Linked DNA regions of Homo sapiens: regions 1, 2 and 4 are each linked to region 3. A link is a loop called in an ENCODE intact Hi-C map of the cell type or tissue named here. Cell type or tissue: Caco-2. All regions are shown on one strand. Each heading gives the region's core, and the rest is flanking DNA. Links, peaks and the distances in the headings are about the cores only. Region 1 overlaps MBNL3 (muscleblind like splicing regulator 3). Region 2 overlaps RAP2C-AS1 (RAP2C antisense RNA 1). Region 3 overlaps RAP2C-AS1 (RAP2C antisense RNA 1). Region 4 overlaps RAP2C-AS1 (RAP2C antisense RNA 1).

The links. Peaks named below come from ENCODE experiments on the same cell type or tissue, not always from the same donor. Only the 100,000 strongest peaks of a DNase experiment are listed, where the experiment ranks them.
Region 1: a loop joins it to region 3, with 7 times the contacts of the local background. A loop is called at or near these places in 1 of 110 quality-filtered maps.
Region 2: it touches region 3 in a loop (11-fold over the local background); 1 of 110 quality-filtered maps calls a loop at or near these places.
Region 4: it touches region 3 in a loop (6-fold over the local background); 1 of 110 quality-filtered maps calls a loop at or near these places.

What each region holds. Positions count from the first base shown.
Region 1 is chrX:132,409,416-132,414,725 of GRCh38, reverse strand. All of the region lies in intron 2 of MBNL3 (muscleblind like splicing regulator 3), which reads left to right. All of the region lies in intron 2 of RAP2C-AS1 (RAP2C antisense RNA 1), which reads right to left. Among named protein-coding and RNA genes, the nearest start is that of MBNL3, 77 kb to the left of the region's middle. RefSeq lists an enhancer at 2,214-2,922. In Caco-2, for the core only: no CTCF peak of the experiment used is centred there; a DNase peak (open chromatin) is centred at 2,335; H3K4me3 peaks cover 2,453 bases.
Region 2 is chrX:132,233,835-132,239,144 of GRCh38, reverse strand. All of the region lies in intron 1 of RAP2C-AS1 (RAP2C antisense RNA 1), which reads right to left. Among named protein-coding and RNA genes, the nearest start is that of RAP2C, 17 kb to the right of the region's middle. RefSeq lists a silencer at 1,650-1,944. In Caco-2, for the core only: no CTCF peak of the experiment used is centred there; no DNase peak of the experiment used is centred there.
Region 3 is chrX:132,328,856-132,334,165 of GRCh38, reverse strand. The region is part of intron 2 of RAP2C-AS1 (RAP2C antisense RNA 1); the gene reads right to left. Among named protein-coding and RNA genes, the nearest start is that of RAP2C, 110 kb to the right of the region's middle. In Caco-2, for the core only: no CTCF peak of the experiment used is centred there; DNase peaks (open chromatin) are centred at 2,375 and 3,045.
Region 4 is chrX:132,223,657-132,228,966 of GRCh38, reverse strand. All of the region lies in intron 1 of RAP2C-AS1 (RAP2C antisense RNA 1), which reads right to left. Among named protein-coding and RNA genes, the nearest start is that of RAP2C, 6.9 kb to the right of the region's middle. RefSeq lists an enhancer at 4,685-5,214. In Caco-2, for the core only: a CTCF peak has its summit at 2,611 (motif pointing left); no DNase peak of the experiment used is centred there.

The sequences.
Region 1 (5,310 bases), core at 1,147-3,646, 81 kb before region 3:
ATCAGTATTTTCCTAAGGGTGTACTAAAGAGAGATGTTAACGGGAATATGATGAAAAAAGGGGGGATGGTTTGTGAGTTAAACAATGTTGGGAAATGCTGGGTTAACAAAGGTAACCAGGTTTCTTTACTTTAGGACATGTGAGAGCCTTTATCATACTCTTGTGTATTGTCAGCCTACAAGAGAGGAATATAAAGTGACATTTCTTATACCCGATTGACCAGTGAACCCAGCTTTTGAGGTTCCTCTCTTGGGATTAGTTGTCTGTGGTACACACTCTGGCAAATGCTGGACTAAATGATCTCTAAGAGCCTTTCCAGCTTTACTATTTGATCTTTCTATGATATGCCCATAAACATATAAACTTCCCCAGAGCAGTACAATTTTACTATTTCTGACCTTACTAATTCTTAATCTTTGATCATTCCAATGAAAGAGTCTGCATTCTTAATGAAAAAATAAATTTAGGACTGTGTCTAGCAATTGCTTAAATGTTCACAATTGTAATGTGAGGCTATTGTGGATTGCCATTTTTCTCGAATATATTATTTGGTTCATTAGAATTAGCCATACCTCTCTACTTTGTGCTCTCTTTTAATGTGAGTAATCAGGGATTGACTGAAAAAGATATCTATGCAAATAATGGCTATTCATCTGCATGCTGTGAATCTGTACCTTTATAGCGCTTATGTGTGCATATAGAAACATGTGCTAAGTAGTTATTTCCCTGCACTTTAATGATTGACTTTTACTCGAATTTGAGTATTCCAAAGACAGGGCTGAAGGAAAAAAAGAAAAGATTAACCACCCCTCACCTCTGCACACATAAATAAAAACCTTAAAAAACTTAAAAGCCTCATCTTTATGTAACACCTCATATACTCAAAAATCTGTTCTGTAAATTCGGAGTTACGGGTTTAGGCAGGTATTGGTCACACACCATCCCCCTCTTCATCCTAGCCTAAAGGGGGAGCTCCAGCAGACATCGAGGGTATTTAAATATACTGTTGCGCCACCGGTGGGTGGGAAGGTGGAGTGGCTGCCAGGGTAGCGAGCCGTGTGAAGCTTTTGGTGGGAGGAGCTATGGATCAAAAATTGCTGTCTCCAACAGTCAACTTCCTTAAATTTCCTTGCAGCTGATCAGGTAAGCTGGGGCTGAGAGTGTCTTCTACTTTACTCTGGGCAAATGAAGGCCTGGGAGAGCCTGGGCTGATTCCATGGAGAGGGCTTCTAAGAATCTTAAGGTAAAGAGGTAAAATGGGTTTTCAAGGATTTGCCTTTATTGAGCTCAACTTATCAAGGCAGAAGAACAGAGCGGGAGAGGGCTGCCAGATAACATATTGTATGGGGCATACTTATACTAAAAAATTTTTTTTCACTGTTTATCTGAAATTCAAATTTACCTGGGAGTCCTGCATATTTATTTGATAAACCTGGCATCTCTAGAGAGGATCCTAAGCAGAAGCCCTAGCTGGGGAATAAAGGGGGCAAGCAGCTGGTACCCTCTTTGTCCTGGCTTCTAAATCGTTGTGGCAAGTGAGTGGATGGGGTGTCCAGAAAAAGGAGGTAAAGAAGCCTAGGAGCAGGAGATTTGACTAATGGGTCAGAGAGAAACACCTCCTTATGTTCTTTCTTAATGAAGTCCATGTAGAAGGAGCTTTTTGAAGTTATATGATTTTCTGTGTGTTTTATTTCTTAGAGTAACAAATTCAGTACCATTACTTTTTCTCTCCCTTTTTTTCCATTCTTGATGACATTTTATGTTGGCAGCTATCAGCTGCTCTAAAGACAGCGTCTAGTAATACTTTGCATGAGGAATGCCTTCTGACTTTTGATAACTTGGTACCAATGTGCTTCGTTGTGTTTGGGTTTTAATTTTATTCTGGTTGGCTGGTTTGTAAATAGATGATGCATTTTTGAAGAGCTTATAATTGACCAGTCATTCAGTTAATATTTTTCTACAGTGATGTACGGTATTCGATGAGAACCGAGGTAAAAAGTGTGTAAGTGGGGTGGAATAGGGCAGGAAGTAGATTTGGGTTATTAGTGAGGCAGGCTTGCTTTCACTGTGAACAACTTCTGGGATTTTTAGTGTTATTTGCTGTTCAAAAAATTTCTAAGAAAAAGATCAAGCTCATGATCATTTGAAAATAAATGTTTAACGTAAACAAAGCTAAGCGTGGGTCATGAAGGAAAGCCGCAAACATTTTTCTTGTAAGAAGGCATATGCATTAGAGAGCCACAAGAAGGCCCCACCTGCTGTGATTTTCCTAAAGCCACCTTTGTCTTAGTAGCTTCAGGGAATTTGACTTGCGGCTTGTTCAGAGAAATTCAGGATGGGGGGTGGGGCAGTTGGAGAACGCAGTTTTTTTCTAAACTGACCCTGGAAATGCAGGGCCCTCCTGGGCAGGCCCAGGTGCTGATTAGATATGGATCTGCTGCTGGCTCCTTTATTCGTCCGGTGGGGCCCTATATCCTGAGGGCCTTTGTGGCCAGAGACCCCTTGGAATCAGACCAGAGTTTCTGTCTCTGGGTCTCATGGATTCATGTCACTTCTGGTTAAGTTATACTAAATTACCAGGATGTTTCAGCCGTAATGGTCACATATTCCTCAGGGTCTATATTCATAGGAAAAAAAAAAGTTAGGAACTAGCTATTTTCTGGACCTGAATAGAATAACGGTTCATTTGGAACAGACAACCAGGGGCAGCCTCAGTCATGTGTTGACTATTGTTCTCTTCTTGGAGGGAGAAGAAAGAACTTATGAAAGAAAATAGCAAGAGAAGCACTTAGGTTTCTAAGGTAGACTTAGTGTTATGCCCTATAAAATTATTCTCACAAACTTCAACAAACGTGTATGGCAGGGCGGCTATTCATCAGGCACACACACATCCCTGGAGATTGAAAGTGGAGGAAGATGTAGTTCTGCCGTTATACAGGCTCAAAGTCTAATAGAGGAGACAAGCATGCAAACAATTTATCGATGTACACAGCGATAAGAGCTACGATAAAACTGAGTACAAGGTGCAGTTGGAAGCACAAAGGAGGGAGAGATAAATGGGGACAGGAATGGGGAGACGGTTCCAGGAAAATCTTTACAGAGGAAAAGTGATTTGAACTGAGAATCCATATTGGGTAGTGAAAGTCTGGAAACTTGGCTTGTGTGCTTACTGAGCTGCTTATGAATTAGGACAAGTCACCCCACCCCTTTGGCCTTCACATTCTCTGTAAGATAAAGGTGCACAAGATGTTCCCTACAATCCGATTCAGCCCTAAACTGTTTCCATCCTGGGAATCAAGTTATCTTAGTGGGCTATTTCAGAACAAAAGTGTGATTGTTGAGCCCAGTACTCCCTTTGTCATTGGGAGATCAAAATGTAAAAGTTCTCTGGAGACAGATAGGCAAGAAAATTCTTCTGCTCTCACCCCAGCTTCTCGCCTATTCAAACTTGTTATCTGGTTTGCGCCAAAGTCATTGCCCTGTGTATGTGTGTATGGGATGTGTCAAGAAAACAGAGTTGGGACAGCATGAAGAAGGTGGGTACAGTGCTGGCTGCAATGGTGGGGGGTACTTGGCTGGCCCTCTCCATGGGGGTCAACGTTCAGCCTCATTAATTTTGCCTTCATTATATTTAAGAAATGGTTTATTAAAGACTTTTCCCTCTAAATTTCTTGCCTGCATCTCACATTTAACTTAAAAGTTGTATGCAGAATTTTAAGGCTGCTCTTTGTGCATCTATATCAATATTTATAGATGATACAATATTTGGAGGAGAAAATGATGCAGATTATCCATTTTTGTAAAGACAGAATTCTAAGAGGAAGAAAGTGGGAAATTTGCCAGTAGAATGCCGATATCTGGCTAATAACTCGTTGTATGTTGATCTTGACTCAGGTTTTTCCTAGCTTTAATAAATCTGTGATGCTTGCAGGAACTAGCCAAACTGGTACATATGATTTGTAATTCTGAAATCACTGTTACTTCCTCTGAGAAGCCATGTCTGTGCATGTAAGTATGTTACAGTGGGGCACTATCATCAGAATTATTTCATTTAATCCATTATGATTAAAATGGAATAACAACATTTTTCTTCATAGAACAAATCATCTCTTGGGTGCCTTGATTTAACATTTAACTTTTAACTGTTGGCAGTCTAGCAGATCAGTGAGATTATGTATTTGAAAAGTAATCCAGTTATAATTGTATTTGAGAGAACATATTTAGGATTTTTTTTTTCTCTCTAACTCTGTATGTATTTGAAGAAGCAAGTCATTCTGCAAACAGCTGTTTCTCTTAAGATACTGTGGCTGACAAAGGGTAATTTGCAGCCTCCCAGGTTCCTTTTCTTATTCTGATGTATGGTAGGGCTTTTTCTCATGAACATGAAGTACATTTCACAGGGTTTTTCTACCACCCAGTGCATGGGAAGTCTTGTGACAGACTCTGACTCTCATAACTCTCTAGACATAGGTGGGATTTGAATCTCTACAATGAGACTTTTCTCTCTTAGTTAAAGGCTTTGTATTCATTTGGGAGAAGCCTGAAGGTAGGAAGAAGGCAATAGATTGAATTTGGGAGGCTTTATAAATGTTCTGCAATGTATCCCTTTGTCTGTCATCAACTTCTTGATGCAGATGTACTTCAGAAATGTCATCGGCTATTTTCTCCCCCTGCTTGCTGCTTTTTGAGTGCATTTTTCAAAGACAGTCGATGGGAAAGGGGAGCTGGAAGATTCATATGATTCATAGGTGTAGTAGCACTTATTTCAGCAGAGAATCGCTTTCCTATTGAATCACTTTGCTATTTTCTTAACTCAGTAACACAGTGAAAGACCAGATGAGAATGACATGTTTTTTAAGTCCAAAAGGAAATGGAAAAGGAGGGAAATTGAGGCAAGCATAAATGAGCTTGCACTCTAATCGCTTCAACGTTTCTTTAATTTTGAGTGTATATGGGAGGGGGAGAGAGAGAGAGTTGATTTTCATGTCTTGACTCCCCTTAGCTGCTGATTTTAGTACGTAGCCTGCTCTGCCAGAGGATGGCGACTGTTGTAGGTACGTTTACAGAGTCGTTTAAGGCATGCTCTGATACTTTGCACTAGTGTGAGCCAACTCTGAACCTGTGGGTCTAGATTGGAAGAAGGAGGGCTTGGGACACCATTGACTTGGCTAGGGAAACATGAAGGGTGATTTTTCAGAGCCAAGATGGCTGCTGGGCTATCACACCAAACTGTTATAGACCCAATGTGATAGGGTACCTTGTGGCCCACTCAGAGTGCTTAGGTGGCCTACAGAAATCATTGGAACCTTC
Region 2 (5,310 bases), core at 1,274-3,773, 95 kb after region 3:
ATTACAGGTGTGAGCCACTGCACCCAGTCTATCACTCATCATATTCACTTCATTTGGCTCTAAGTGATGTTTGGTTTACTTGGTTGGCTATTCCCAACCAAGTAAATTTGAATATGCGCCACAGGTTATGTAGGCAGTTTCCAAGTGTCTTTGAATAATTGTTCAATTACTTCAAAGAGATGATACACATGCTTAAGTTCTGGTATATTGGTTTTAAACCAATGTGCTATGGTTTGAATGTTTTTGTTCCCTCCAATATGCATGTTGAAACTTAATCCCTAATGCAACACTGCTGGGAGGTGTGGCCTAATGGGAGGTGTTTAGTGCTGCTATAAAAAGGGTTCGTGTAGTGGGTTTGCTCTTTTTTTGCTCTTCTGCTATGTGAGGAAGCATGATAGGCCCTCACCAGACACGAGATGTTAGCACCTGATCTTGAACTTCCCAGCCTCCAGAAGTGTGAGAAATACATTTCTGTTTGTTATAAATTACCCAGTCTGTGGCATTTTGTTATAGCAGCACAAAACAGATAAGAGACAATGTTATCACTAATTTTCAGCTGTGTATAGATAGATCGTTGGAGCAAAATAAATGGAATTGAAGCTAAGACAAATATTGTAGCCTTGCTTCATTGTTAGAATTGTGTAACTGTCCACTTATGTGCTCTGTCTCTGCCTCAGTTCTTGGGGCCTTCTTGAGTCCTGGGAGCAAATATTTGCAGAATATCTATGGAATATTCAACTCCTTACTTTGATTTTTAAGAACTCGAGGCCAGGGCCAGGCACAGTGGCTCACGCCTGTAATCCCAGCACTTTGGGAGGCCGAGCCAGGTGGATCATTTGAGGTCAGGAGTTCGAGACCAGCCTGGCTAACATGGTGAAAACCCACCTCTACGAAAAATACAAAAATTAGCTGAGCAAGGTGGTACACACCTGTAATCCCAGCTACTCGGGAGGCTGAGGCAGAATTACTTGAACCCGGGAAGCAGAGGTTGCAGTGAGCCAAGATCTGGCCACTGCACTCCAGCCTGGCAACAGAGTGAGACTCTGTCTCAAAAAAAAAAAAAAAAAGAGAGAGAGAACTTGAGGCTAGGCACAGTGGCTCACACCTGTAATCTCAACACTTTGGGAGGCAAAGGTGGGAAGATCACTTGAGCCCAGGAGCTCAAGACCAGCCTGGACAACATGGCAAAACCCTGTCTCTACAAAAAATACAAAGATTAGCCATGTCTGCTGGTGTGCACCTGTAGTTCCAGCTACTCAGGAGGCTGAGGCAGGAGGATTGCTTGAGCCCAGGAGGTTGAGGCTGCAGTGAGCCATGATTGTGCTACTGCACTCCAGCCTGGGTGACACAGTGACAGAGTGTGACACAATGACAGATAAATTTTTAATATTTCTATTAAAAATATACAGCCTCCAAAAAAAGAACTTTAAGAGTGTCTTATACAATTTTGGCTCTCACAAAGCACCTAATGCCTCACACCTAGTAGAATCATAGGATTCATAGGCTGCTAGATCTAGAAAGAGCCTTGGGAGGGGAAAACTCAGAAAGAGGAAGTGATGAGTCTTGATTACACAGGGAGTTGGTGTTGTAGGAGGCTTCCAAACTCAGAACTTCATACTTCTCAGTCCACTGCTGTTGTCAGCATACCACATTTGAATAAATAAACTAAGATCTCTCAATTGCTTATTTGCATAGACATTCGGTGTGAGTTGGCAGTCTTGTTTTTGTAACTCCCCTGGCCTCTGGTTTACTGCTGCAAATACATTACAATTGGTATAATGTTCCCAGTCCAAGCCTCTGCCACTCATTTCCTGGCATGATACTGCATACATACTTTTCTTGATATGTAGGCAAAAGCCAGCAGAATCTCCTATTGTAATCCCCAGGAGTCAGTGTCAAATACTTAAAATAAATAAATAAATACATTCACCGTATTAGTCATAATAACACACCCTTAATTTCACTTCATTCAAACAATAATGTTAGCAGAAATTAATGACATCTTTTGGATCAACATAAGCAGAGATAAGCCCAAACAAATAATCTAGTTAGTTTACCTCTAACCCATAGGGGGTAGTAAGTAAACATTGTCCAATTGGCAGTAACACTCAAAATATGACGTTGGGTTCAACCACAGTGTTGGTTTAAATTATAATATATTGTAATTATCTTAGGTAAAATTCCACCCAGAAGAACCAAATTTTAATATTTAATAAAATGCTACCACAAAGTACAAATTAGCTAGTTATTTGGGGTCACTTTTCAATTCATAAAAAATACCATGAGTTCTAGTTGACATTTTTTTTCTTTTTTTTTTTTTTTTTTTTTTTGAGAAGGAGTCTTGCTCTGTCGCCCAGGCTGGAGTGCAGTGGCGCGATCTCGGCTCACTGCAAGCTCCGCCTCCTGGGTTCACGCCATTCTCCTGCCTTAGTCTCTCTAGTAGCTGGGACTACAGGCACCCGCCACCACGCCCGGCTACTTTGTTTGTATTTTTTTTTTTTTTTTTTTTTTAGTAGAGACGGGGTTTCACCTTGTTAGCCAGGATGGTCTTGATCTCCTGACCTCGTGATCCGCCCGCCTCGGCCTCCCAAAGTGCTGGGATTACAGGCATGAGCCACTGCGCCCGGCCCCCTAGTTGACATTTCTAAATGACGCAAATATCTATTGCCACAAATCTTTACCATCCCTTGTGTCCTAATTCGTGGAAATATGCTGTGGTTTAGCAAAACATAGCCTTTGGAGACTGTCAGTTCCCATAGTATCTCAGGTAGTGACTCTGAATTGGATTATCTCCCTTTAGATAATAAATCCAAAAGTCTCTTGTTTTTCTGAATTCTCTACATAGCGTATCCTCTGTATTTATCTCTCTTACCTCCTCACTTATCACTGATCCTGAAAGGAATTCAAAATATTCAAAATAGCTCACAAAACCCAACCCAACCTACAGCCTCAAAGAGAAATGTCGGAGTCTAGGATGCAAACTCTACAATCAGACCCACTTCTATAATGTAAACAAATGACACTGTCTTGCACATGATAGGAAGTAGACCCAGAGAATCCATCATTTGAGGAAAGACATGGAGACATAAATCTCCTCTGGAATCATTAACATTTTAAAATGAACTTGTAGATATTAATATGTTGCTGTTAATGACATGAAAGGGTTTCGTGCCAGGTATTTAAGTGAAAGCAGAGTACAAAATAGTATGTACATTGTAATTATATGTAATTATATATACATACACATATAATTACAACGTACATGTACGCACATATATGTAATGTACACACCCTTGATATGGTGTGATGGGAATGGCATTTTACTGATGAGAATTGGACTTTACTTCTATAGTCTTTCTCCTCAAACTCCATAACTTCTGTCAAATTACAAAAAACATCAGACAAATCCAAATGAGAAACATTCTACAAATATCTAACCAATACTGTCAACGTCATCAAAAACAAGGAAAATCAAAGAAAGTGTCACAGCCAAGAACAACCTAAGGAGGTATGACGACTGTGGTATCCTGGATGGGATCTCTGAACAGAGAAAAAGCATTAGGTAAAAACTAAGGAAATTCAAACACAGTATGGGCTTCAGTTAATAATAATGAATCAATATTGGTTCACTAATTAAAACGAATGTACCATGCTAACATAAGATGTTAATAATAGGAGAAACTAGGTGTGTGTTATATTGGAACTCTATACTATCTTCACAATTTTTCTGTAAATCTAAATCATTTCTATCAAAAAATATACAACTATGGTTACTTCTGGGTGGTAGAATTTTAGGTGAACTTTATGTTCTTCCTCTTGCCAGTCCATAGTTTTTGACAATTAGCATGTACTGCTTTTGCAAAATGAAAAAATTAAAATTTGTTTGTAAACATATGTGAATTTATATTTTATTCTTCACAATAACATCAATATGAATTTAAAGCATTGCACATATATACCAGATCTATTTATTGTGTACAGACAATTCAATGTAGGGATTTACAAGCCTCTAAGAGATCCACAGCCCCACTTTTAGAAATTTCGACCTTAACTTTAGATGAATCTGGAATCCTGTTCATAGTTCAGTCTTTCCTGATCACACTGAAAGGAGGCTGAACTTTCTAGGTTGTCTGAAAACTTACTGAAATCCCCTTTTGTACTCTCTACTATCGTTTCCTAAATTGCATGCATTCTCATTTGATGTCATTAACTAATGAGGATTAGGAGGAGCACAGGGCAAGAGACAGGGAAAAAGATTTATAATCTATCTGTAAATTATGTATAGTTGAACCTAATTCACACTCTTTCCTTATCTTAATATGAAACACTTATCTTTTCTGATACACAAATATGTGTCCAGAAATAACTTACTTTTCAAGCAAAATGTATTTTATTTGTACATACTTCATTTTAGCTGGCAAATTCACGTAAAAGATGGAGAGGGAGGAAATCAATAGCTTACTTCCTGTAATGTGCCTGGTCCACTGTAGTTGCTTGATGGTTACAAGTTTCTTTCCTTCTCTTCCTCTTTGCTACTTGTATTATCAAACATTTTGTCTTTTGCCAATCTGATAGGTGAAAAACAGTATTTCAGTGTGGCTTTAATTTACACCTTTCTTATTACGGAGTGAGACTGAGTACCTTTTCATGAGTTTAGGGCTCTTTATGTTTTTTTTTCAGCCAGAGATTTTACAATGAACCATGGATGATTTAGAAGGGTGGAATATGGAAAACTGAGATTTAGCTTTTTAAGGAAGTTCTTGGCAACTTGTGGATGAGGGAGAGAGGTCATCATATTATACAAGTGTGGAGAAAGGCAAAGGGAGAGATCAGTAATAAGAATAAGAGGGGACACTGATGAGAAAATAGGAATATTTACTCTGAGTAGCAAATGTAGTTCAATAGTGGATATAGATGCATCAGGCTAAGGGAGCTTGATAACAGTCACTAATTTCAGTTAATTTCCAAAAACATTCATTAAGCATCTTGTGTCATTAAGACCAAAGTTTCTTTCCTCAAGTTTCTCACAGTCTAGGAGGAAAATAGACATAATAAAGAGGAAATAATACAGTCTGTAAAATGATATGATGAGGGAATGAAGAGGGGTATTGAATATTATTTCAGAAAGATTTTTGGGGTGGGGGTGGGGGTAGGAGGAGTGTAAAAGAAAGCTTTGTGAAATAGATGGTGTGTGAATTGGATCTCAGAGGAAGAATATATATTAGCCAGGCAAAAAAGGGAACATTACTACAGACCTTGCAGGAATAAGAAGGATTATAAAGGTGTACTATGAACAGTTGTCTACCAATA
Region 3 (5,310 bases), core at 1,696-4,195:
GCTCTCAAAGTCATCATTTAAAAGGGGGAGATCTTGGGTAAAAGTGAGAACTTTACAGGAATGATAAAAATGTTATGGGGAGAGACTACAGCAAGGTCTTTGTAGGGGCCTGAATTAAAAACCTACATTAGAAACTAGAGGATAGCAGGGACAGCCAAAGTTACTCCTATTTTTGTAAGGGGCCATCTGGCAGAAATATGGAAGGGGATTTAGAGATCAAAGAGCAATTCACAGAAAAAAATATTCAAGAAGACCTCTGGAAAGAGGAAGGAATGGCGGATTGTGGAGTCAAAAAGTCAAAACATCCTGTACTGTGGTTCCAGGGAAGAAAGGTTGGAAATAGTATTCCCAGAATAGCATGAAGATGTGCCACTAAAATGTCCCTTCAAACAATTCATGATGAAATTGTCCTACATTACTCAAAATCGAAGATTCTCTTGGGGATGGGGGTGGAGAGCAAGAGTTTAAGAACTGTGGTCTCTTGAATGCTAGATAATCTGTATTTGGCCAGGAAATCTGAAATCACTTCAGTATGGTAATTGTTCTCCAACTTTGAAAGTGATAAAGTAGAACACTGAAAATGAAACCAAAGCATGAGGGCAAGAGCAAAAGCTACAGAGAACGACGATTCATGACAGAAAGAGCCTCTTGGGGTATAAGGGCAAATGAGATGCCTAGGTTGAGAGAAGAGGTTGTAGTTTTAGTAAGCAAAATGTGTGAGGCTCAGAGCCAAACATCACTGAGTTTGTCTTAAAGTCTTTGACTATTCCTGAATCTAGACAGGCAGTCTGTATTTGTCGATTATTTACCTTTATAAACAAAAGGATACATCACACATCATCCACACAAAAACATCTATGCATACAACATTTGAACATTTTTTATCACTTTAATCCATTTTCTCATTTGGGTTTCAGTATTTGTGTGCCAGGCTTAATGAAAACTTTTTCTGGAGTCAATTCTATGGAAGCCCTGTGGCAAATCTTCCAAAATCTATTTCTCAAGGGCCTCCAACAAGATAGAAGGAAAATGGGGTTTTCATTCTTCCTTACTTTATGACTACTTAGCTCTTTTGGATCCACTTTTGCTCTGAGAAGAATATGAAATAGAAATTGTTAAGCCATTAAGAGTTTCAATGTAATAAATCCTCTCAAAACAAAAGGCTATTCCACAAATAAGTTGTTTTTTTTTTCTTTTGAGATGGGTCTTGCTCTGCCGCCCAGGCTGGAGTGTGGTGGCATGATCACAACTCACTGTAGCCTCGACCTCTTGAGCTCAAACGATCCTCTCACCTCAGCTTCCCAAGTAACTGGGACTACAGGCATGCGCCACCACACCTGGCTAAGTTAAAAAAAAATTTGGTAGAGATAGGGTCTTGCTATGCTGCCCAGGTTGGTCTTGAATTCCTGGCCTCAAGCAATCCTCCCACCTTATCCTCCCAAAGCAGTGGGATTACAGGCATTAGCCACTTGCGCCAAGCCCACAAAACGTTACTGCTTTAAGATGTTGAAGCTAAAACGAGGTTGAGGAGAAGGGGAGGATCAGGACATTTCAGAACCAATATATTGTTTTGTAGGCTTCACTCTTGGAAGAAAACAATGAAAGGAACTCAATTTACAATGACCTTCTTTGTTTCCTTCTTGAAGGAATATTATTGTTAAGTTTGGCGAGTAGATACTTGCTACGTAGTACATATACAGAATTGAAGCAATAAAGCATTTAGGTTCTCAGGGACTGCAGCCATCCCAATCTATACACACACCATGGATGTACTACCTGCAAGGCTATGAGCAAAGACCCAACAGGACACACTGACTTATTTTTTACTGGCTGTCACTCTAATCCCATCTCACACTGATACAAACTCACAACCCTCATGTTGCTACTGGCCTTTTAGATTTTTCCATCAGTATTGACTTTATCTTATTATTTGATGCTCCCCATATTGCTTCAGATAGGATACCCCCATTCTAACTTGGGTCCCCCAGAAACCAACTCCCAACAGTATCTACCTCCACAGAGCTGAGCCTCCTTACTGTACACCTACAGGAGAGCCTCCACCAACTCTCCTTTTCTGTAGGTGTACAGTAAGGAGAAAGGGGTGGGGTTCAGACAGCCAGCTGCTCAGGAGCCACAGGAACTGAGGCTAGCAAGTAAATGTAGCAGGCATGAAAACTGTTGGGGCTATACAGTATCCCATTAAACTTCCTGCCCAGAGGATCACTTTGTAGGGTGGAAAAATAATTAGGAGTGGGCAAGATTTCATCATCTACTTGCTCCTGCTAGAGCCCAGGGCTGCCCCATCTATCAGTAGCAAATTGTAGTATGGGTCACTTGATCTTGGGAAACTAAGAGGAGTCAGGCCAGTGTTCATCCTAATGTGTCCACAGGGTGCTGGTGTAGAGTGCAGAAAGGTAGGCCTTATCACCTTTTCTTATCTTCTCTCTCATCAGTCATCCTATCAAAGGACCCAGATTTCACCATGATGGATACAAAAAGCCCATTTTTTTCTGAGAAGGGCTTTTATGTGTTTACAGGCAATCCGTTGTTATATCTATCACTGGTGGTGAGCGTTAAGGGTAGAAAAAATTGCAGTAGTGTTGACAGCAATAATTCTATTTACGTTTTTCCTTTGTTGGTTTTAAAACATGAATCAAATATACCTTGTAAATAGGAGAAAATTGTAATAATGCTGTTGAGTACAAATTTTACTGCTATGGTAACTGTAAACACACACTGATGATAGTTTTTTTTAATGTAGTGATATATTGGTATTGAAGTTTAGTGCTATGACTAAAACCCAGGAAAATAAATTTAATAAAAATATAGCTGTCAGCAGTTTTATGTGTTAAAATGTAGGGTCTAGTAAACAGGATGGATCAAAGGCTTCTGACCTTAACTGATGGTGAAACACAAAGATTAAGCAATGATACCTCCAAATGTCTGGGGGCTTAGAGAAGAGGCAAAAGCACAATGGATAATCTCTTACAGGTACAGTCAGCAGGAAGGTTCACATCAAAGAAACACCAAGGTAAACAAGGGAAATGGGATTACAAGAAGAGAGGCCCTGAGCCCCCATGGTTACTCTGAAAGTAGCAAAAGGTCACAGACTGATAACCCTCTCTAGATATAGTTGGCAGGTGGAGATGGAGATTAAAGAAAGGAGGATTCTTAATGTAATAGGTGGGTGATGTCAAATAGAACTACCAAAAAAAAAAAAAAAAGGCAAAATAGTATATCTGACTAAGCCTCCACCAATTATATTTCAGAAATATTCAACTTAACAATAGTCATCCTTTATAGAATCAGCACATGTGCCAGGCCTAGTTTCAGGTGTTCTATTTACTTTCATTATTATCTATTATCTCTCATTCTCATACAACTTTGTCGGGTATTTTCCCCCCATTTTAATATGTGTTCTAAAATGTCACTTGGAGAGATGCACCCTCCTCCAAAAGAGGTTGTGATTATAAATAACAAAATAAAAATCAAATTTGTGTAGATACAGTTGAGGAAACTGAGATTCAGGGAGGTAGTGCCACTTCACCAGGACTCAACAACTAGAAAGTGACAGAGTATTATAGAAACAAGTCTGTCTGAAACTAAAGCCTGGTTCTTTGTACTCAACAATGGAAATCTCTCCTCCTCCTGGCTTACAGGGTGAGTAGAAGCCCAGACTGCCTTACTCACTACTTTCTCCTCCACTTTGCATTCAGCTATTGAATCTCGGATTGTTCTTAACATATCTAGGTGAGAGGTGCTAAAACAGGTGCTGCAAGGAATCCATGGTTCACCCTGATGGCCTGAGATTCAATCTACCCTTAGTGTTCTGTCATTCCCTAGAGCACTGCTTCTCAATCAGGAATTTTGCCTCCAAGGGGATATGTGGTCATGTCTGAACACATTTTCGGTTGTCACAACTAGGGGAATTCTATTGGCATCTAGTGGATAGAGGTCAGGTTTGCACTCAGCATTCTACAATGCACAGGACAGCTCCCCACAACAAGGAATGATTCAGCTCCAAACATTAACAGTACCAAGGTTGAGAAACTCTGTTTTTTAAGGAGTCTACCCATTGCTGTGCAATGTTTATGGACTGTTATATTTTCCATTGCTACTGCTAATGCAAACTGCCACTGAGCCTTCCAATGATGCTACCACCATCAAAATTCCAAATGGCCATTCCCTCTGAGAAGTATTTCCAGGGATGCTGTCATATGGACTGACTCTAGCTGACCCTCTTCATGTTCCTCAAAATGATGGCACTAGGTTATTAATGTATGTGTGGGAAAGCCTCCAGCAATAATTTGCCCATTATTTTTGTGATGCCCTAATGTAAAGCTTATGTTTATATGGGGCAATGCTGGACATAAGTATCCCTGCCCTCCATCTTGGATATTGTGCCCTACTTTCCCAGAGAAATGAAATTCAGCTTCCAAACGAAATTTTCAGAATCACACTCCTTTCTTCTCCATAGACATTCCTGTCTTAACATTCTCAGCTGGATCTTTGGGTTGTAGGTCAATAGATTTAGTTCTATGCATATCAGCCTCCCATTTCCCCTCCTTCTTTTTGGAGTCTTTGTTATCATCTAAAGGCTAAAATGTTGATCTCAACATCTAAATGTTGGACCTGGACCTTTAAAAATATTGGACTTCAACTAAGGCACTTGAAAATCTCCTAGGACTTGCCTGTTTGTGTCCCTTCAAAATTCCTGTTGAAACTTACTCTCCAATGCAACAGTATTAAAATGTGGGGCCTTTAGGAGGTAATTAGGCCATGAGGGCTCCACCTTTCATAGATGGGATTAGTGCCCTTATGAAAAGGCTTGAAAGAGTGAGTTTATCCCTTTTGCTTCTCTGTCTCTTCCACCATATGAGCACACAGCATTCATCTCTTCCATCTCTTCTGCCATGTGAAGACACAGTTTATCTCTTCTACCTTTCCATCAAGTGAGAATACAATGAGAAGGCATCAACTTGGGTTCTCAAGTCTCACTGCCCAGGGGAGTGTCAAGTTTCTGCTCCATGTATTCCAATGCAGCACTCTTCAGTCTCTTCAGATGTGGCTCAAGTGAGCCCAGCTGCAGCTTGGGCTACCTCTCCAGGAGGCACATGGGGTAAACTTTCATAGCATCCACGTGGTGCTAACTCTGCAGGCACACAGAGTCCAAGAGCTGTGGGGGCATGGCTACGTTCACCTAGATTTCAAAGGATTCCCTGGAAAGCTTAAGGGCCAAGGCAGAGAAATGCCACAGGGGCAGAGGCACCAGAGAGTTTCCACTAAAGCAATGCTCAGTGGTGCCTAGTG
Region 4 (5,310 bases), core at 1,131-3,630, 100 kb after region 3:
CCCAGGAGGTTAAGGCTACAGTAAGCCATGATTGCACCATTGTACTCCTTCCTGGGCAACAGAGCAAGATCTTGTCTGAGAGACAGAGAGAGTGAGAGAGAGAGAGAGGAAGGAAGGAAGGAAGGAAGGAGGGAGGGAGGGAGGGAGGGAGGGAGGGAGGGAGGGAGGGAGGGAAGAGAGAGAGAAAGAAAGAAAGAGAGAGAAAGAAAGAAAAAGAAAGAGAAAGAAAGGAAGACTGACTGCAGGAGAGGCATGTGTTCATTTCTGAGGAGAGGTGGTTATCAAGATTCAGCATTGGACATGTTAAATCTGAGATGTCTGAGTAATACAAATGGAACTATAGTATAAGTATGAATCTAGAGTAGCGGTCCCCAACCTTTTTGGCACCAGGGACTGGTTTTGTGGAAGACAATTTTTTCCATAGAGGGTGGGGAGGTGGGGGGCGACAGCAGGGGATGGTTTCAGCATGAAACTGTTCCATGTCAAATCATCAGGCAGTTAGATTCTCATAAGGGGCATACAACCTAGATCCTTCGCATGCGCTGTTCACAATAGGGTTCATGCTCCTATGAGAATCTAATGCCGCTGCTGATCTGATAGGAGGCAGAGCTCAGGCGGTAATGCTTCCTCACCCACAAGTCACCTCCTGCTGTGTGACCCAGTTCCTAACAGGCCACAGACCGGTACCGGCCCATGGCCCAGAGGTCGTGGACCCCTGATCTAGAACTATGGGAGCAGTCTGAACTGGAGATGTAAATTTGGGAGTCTGCAGTATGTAAGATGGTATTTAAAGCCATAAGACTGGGTGCAAATTCACTGAAACCATGATGATTTTATTTGTACTAGAACATAAAGGATGTGAAGGTGGGAGATGTGCTTGGAAGGTAGGCAGGAATAAGAATATAGAAGACCTTATATTTCATGCGTATAAACTTGGGCTTTTTCTGATAGAGAGTTGTTGAAATCAGCAGAAATATGTAGTTAGACTTGTTTCAAACAGACTTGTTTCATAACACTGGTAAAAGTATGCAGAAAACACCAGAGACATACAAACGATTTAGGAGGCTATTACAGCATTCAGGAAAGAGTTGTCACACAAATGTTTCTCCAGTCCCTCTACACACTAGAGCAGACATAGGATATGACGGATGTAAGAAAGACTAAGGAGGTAGACTTGGCAGGACTTAATGGGTTGTTTGGTTATAGGAAATGAGGATAAAGGAAGAGTTAAGAGTGATATTTTATATGGTTTGGATCTGTGTCCCCATCAAATCTCATGTGGAAACGTAATCCCCAGTGTTGGAGGTGGGGCCTGGTGGAATGTGATTGGATCATGGGGGCAGATCTTTCATGGCTTGGTGCTGTCCTTGCTATAGTGAGTCAGTTGTTGCAAGATCTGGTTGTGTAAGAGTGTGTGGCACCTCCTGCTCTTTTCCTCTTGCTCCTGCTTTCCCCGTGTGACCTGCCTGCTCCTGCTTGACCTTCCACCATAAGTAAAAGCTCCCCAAGGCCTCCCTAGAAGCCAGCAGATGCACATGCCATGTATCCTGTACAGCCTGCAGAACCTTGACCCAGTTAAACCTCTTCTTTATAAATTACCCAGCCTTAGGTATTTCTTTCTAGCAACACAAGAATGACCTAAAACAATACCCTAAGTTCTACTTTCAATGACTGCTGGATGGTAACACCATTTACTGTGACAGGAATCACAAGAAGGGGGGAAAGCTCTGGATATTAAAAGGAAAAAAAAACCCTATGATATGCTAAAATTAACATAGTAAGTTTGAGAAACCCTTAGGATCAGCCTGGGTTCTCAAAGCTAGCCTCTAAGTTAATTTTGTTAATCTTGTCATGTGGGAAAAGCATCCACTGAATTTGTCTGCACAAGCACTGTGGTTGGCTTGAACACTACATTTCTATGTAAAATAATTTAATATTTAGACTTTTAAGATCTGGTTTACAGGAGTGTACCTCACCACCCCATCCAACCCTCCAAACTTCTCATTCCCCAGCTTTCTAGCTGACACAAAATTGAGTCCCCAGCCATTCAATGCTAAAGGTCAAACGGTCTTACATTGAATTCCTTGAGCCATGAGGATCTCTGTAAGGTGCCTACTTGAGCAGCAGCAACCCAGCCTCTCTCATGCTGACGTTGTCATGGCAACAAGGAAGTGTGTTGTCTCTTCTTTTTAAAATCCAGACTATGTATTTTATTTTTATTTTTATAAAGTTTGAAATATATGGAAGATTAGGCCGGGCATGGTGGCTCATGACTGTAATCCCAGCACTTCGGGAGGCCAAGGCAGGAGGATTGCTTAAGCCAAGGAGTTTGAGACCAGCCCAGGCAACATAGCAATACCCCATTTCTACAAAAAAAAAAAAAAATACAAAAAATTAGCTGGGCATGGTGGCACATGGCTGTAGTCCCAGCTACTCCGGAGGCTGAGTTGGGAGGATCACCTGAGCCCAGGGAGTTCGAGGCTGCAGTGAGCTATGATCATGCCACCGCACTAAAGCCTGGGTGACAGAGTGAGACCCTGTCTCAAATATATATGTGTAGAAAGAAAAAAGAAAAGAAAAAAACCCAAAGTGGGTGTTTTTAGTTTAATCTTTTGCTGACACCTAGTGCCAGAACTCTGCATATTCAGCTACCTGCTCCAAATAAGAAAAAAATAAATAGAATTAACAGGATTTTAAAATTGCCATGAATTTGACAAAAAAAAACCCGATGATTTATTTTAGCAAACAATATTTATCTTATCTTTACATTATACTTTTCACATCATTTCCCACATTTAAATAACAGCCTTTTAAAGTATTCAGACTCCAGGCCTTCTAAATGTCTAAGAATTCAATGTTGAGGCAATTTCTTTCTATTCTCATTTTTGGTTCCCTGCTGGGGGAATTGCTAAGAGTGCATAGAGGCCCAAGTAGTTCAGAATTCAACTCTTTGTAAGTTTTAAAGTACTTAGAATAAATTCCCCTTGGAAATTGTATGGGATGAGTCTGGAGTCCACGATGTTTTCATAACCGTGCTTTTCAACCATTCTCAATTTCACATTATGGGTTTACACTAAACAGTAAAAATTTGGCCTTGCATGTAATTATTATAAGTGCTCATTTCTAAAGAGGAATGAATTTGTAAATAAAGGGAGGGAAGAGTGACTTTTTATGGCATGAAATAATTTTGAGGAGAAACACGATTTGTATATACATCATTAAAAATAGGGCTTAAACTATGTGGTAAATAAAACTTGTGGGCAGTAAAAGAATTCAGGAGGATTACATCTGTGTTTGAAGGTGTTATAGGTACAGAGGCAAAGGAAGAAATGAAAATGCAAGGTTTGTAAAAATGAATGAACGAGTTTTCTGCTTGAATCTGCATCTACCGGCTGTGTGAACTTAGTTGTGTGAGCCTCAGTTTCCTCATCTCTAAACTAGAGATGATGATGACAATGTGCTTGCCTTATAGGGTTGCTGTAAGGATTGAAGTACAGAATTTCTGACATGTGGCAAGTGCTCAATAAACAATAGTAGTAATAGCAGCATTAAAAATAACTAGGCTTACCCCAATGCCTCCTCTTACAGAGTCTAATATTGTCCTAGTGTCAAAACAAGGGGGCTCCTTGTTGTAAATGTTCCAGAGCACTTTGGAAAGTAACTATGACCACCTCAGGTTCAGTACCAGGTGCCACAGATCCAAGGTCAAGGGGCCCCTGGGAGGTTATAGAGGCATGTTTCCAGAGGGCACTTGAAATCAGTATGAACAGTCAGTCTTACTCGAGGGCAGAGAAACAGGGTAATAAAGTCTAGATTCTTTAACCTTGCCTCACTGCCCATTCGCTGCCCTGTCCTTCAAAGAAACAAAACTGCTTTCTGTGGAACAAGGTGGCTAATATAAGATAGGCTCAGACTAACTTAGGTTTGAATTCAAACTCTACCACTACCCAACTGTTCGACTATGTACAAACTAACTTCTTTGAGCCTTAATTCCTTTGTTTGTAAAATTGGGAATAATAATACCTAACTCTTAAGGTTATTGCTAGGATTAAATGAAATGATGTGCATAAATCACTTTGCACAGTGCCTCGCAAATAATCTGTAATCAAGAAATTATCATCAGGCTGGGTGTGGTGGCTCAAGCCTGTAATCCTAGCACTTTGGGAGGCTGAGGCAAGTAGATTGCCTGAGCGCAGAAGTTCGAGGCCAGCCTGGGCAATATGGTGAAACCCCATCTCTACTAAAAAATACAACAACAACAACAAATTACCAGGGATTCTGGCATGCACCTGTAGCCCCAGCTACTGGGGAAGCTGAGGCAGGAGAATCGCTTGAACCCAGGAGGCGGAGGTTGCAGTGAGCTGAGATCGCACCACTGCACTCCAGCCTGGATGACAGAGCAACTCTGTCTCCAAAACAAAACAAAACAAAAGACAAGATAAACTATTATCATTACATGATTAAATCATCCGACTTGCCACCACATCAAATATGGCCTTGATATTGAGACTAGCTTGGCAATTTCAAATGGATTTTAATAATCTGAGAAGCCTGTCTTACACGTCATTTCTTTCTATGGTTTAAACCTGATCATAAACACCATTTGTTAAACACCTACCGTATGGTGGGTACTTAGGCACTTTTTCTTACTTAATCTTCACATCAAATATGGCCTTGATATTGAGACTAGCTTGGCAATTTCAAATGGATTTTAATAACCTGAGAAGCATGTCTTACATGTCATTTCTTTCTATGGCTTAAACCTGATCATAATCACCATTTGTTAAACACCTACCATATGATGGGTACTTAGGCACTTTTTCTTACTTAATCTTCACAATACCCAAATAAGGTAGATCTATTAATATTTTCCCTTCACACATGATGAAAGAGAAGCTCAGAGAAGGTAAGAAGTAACTTGCCTCAGGCTACATATGCAGCACAGCCAATGGTTGAACCTGGCATGGATGTCGCTAGCCCCTGATTTTGTATACCGCAATTAAGACCTTTGTAAAAACACATTCCATGGCTTCCTACAGCCTCCAGGGGAAAAGTCAAACCCCTTAGCTTACTACTCAAGGCTTTCCCCTATGGTTCTAGCCCCTACCGATTCTTCTGGCCTCCTTGCCTACTGCCCAATCACCTTCTCTAGGAAATCTTCCCTGATACCCTTCCTAAGTCTCCCATAACACCCTGGCCGATATCTGTATCACAGGATGTGCCACGCTATACTGTAATGTTGATTGTATTGTCTATATTCCTCAAAAATGCTAGTAAAGTGCTTGGCACAGAGTAGGAATTCAATAACTG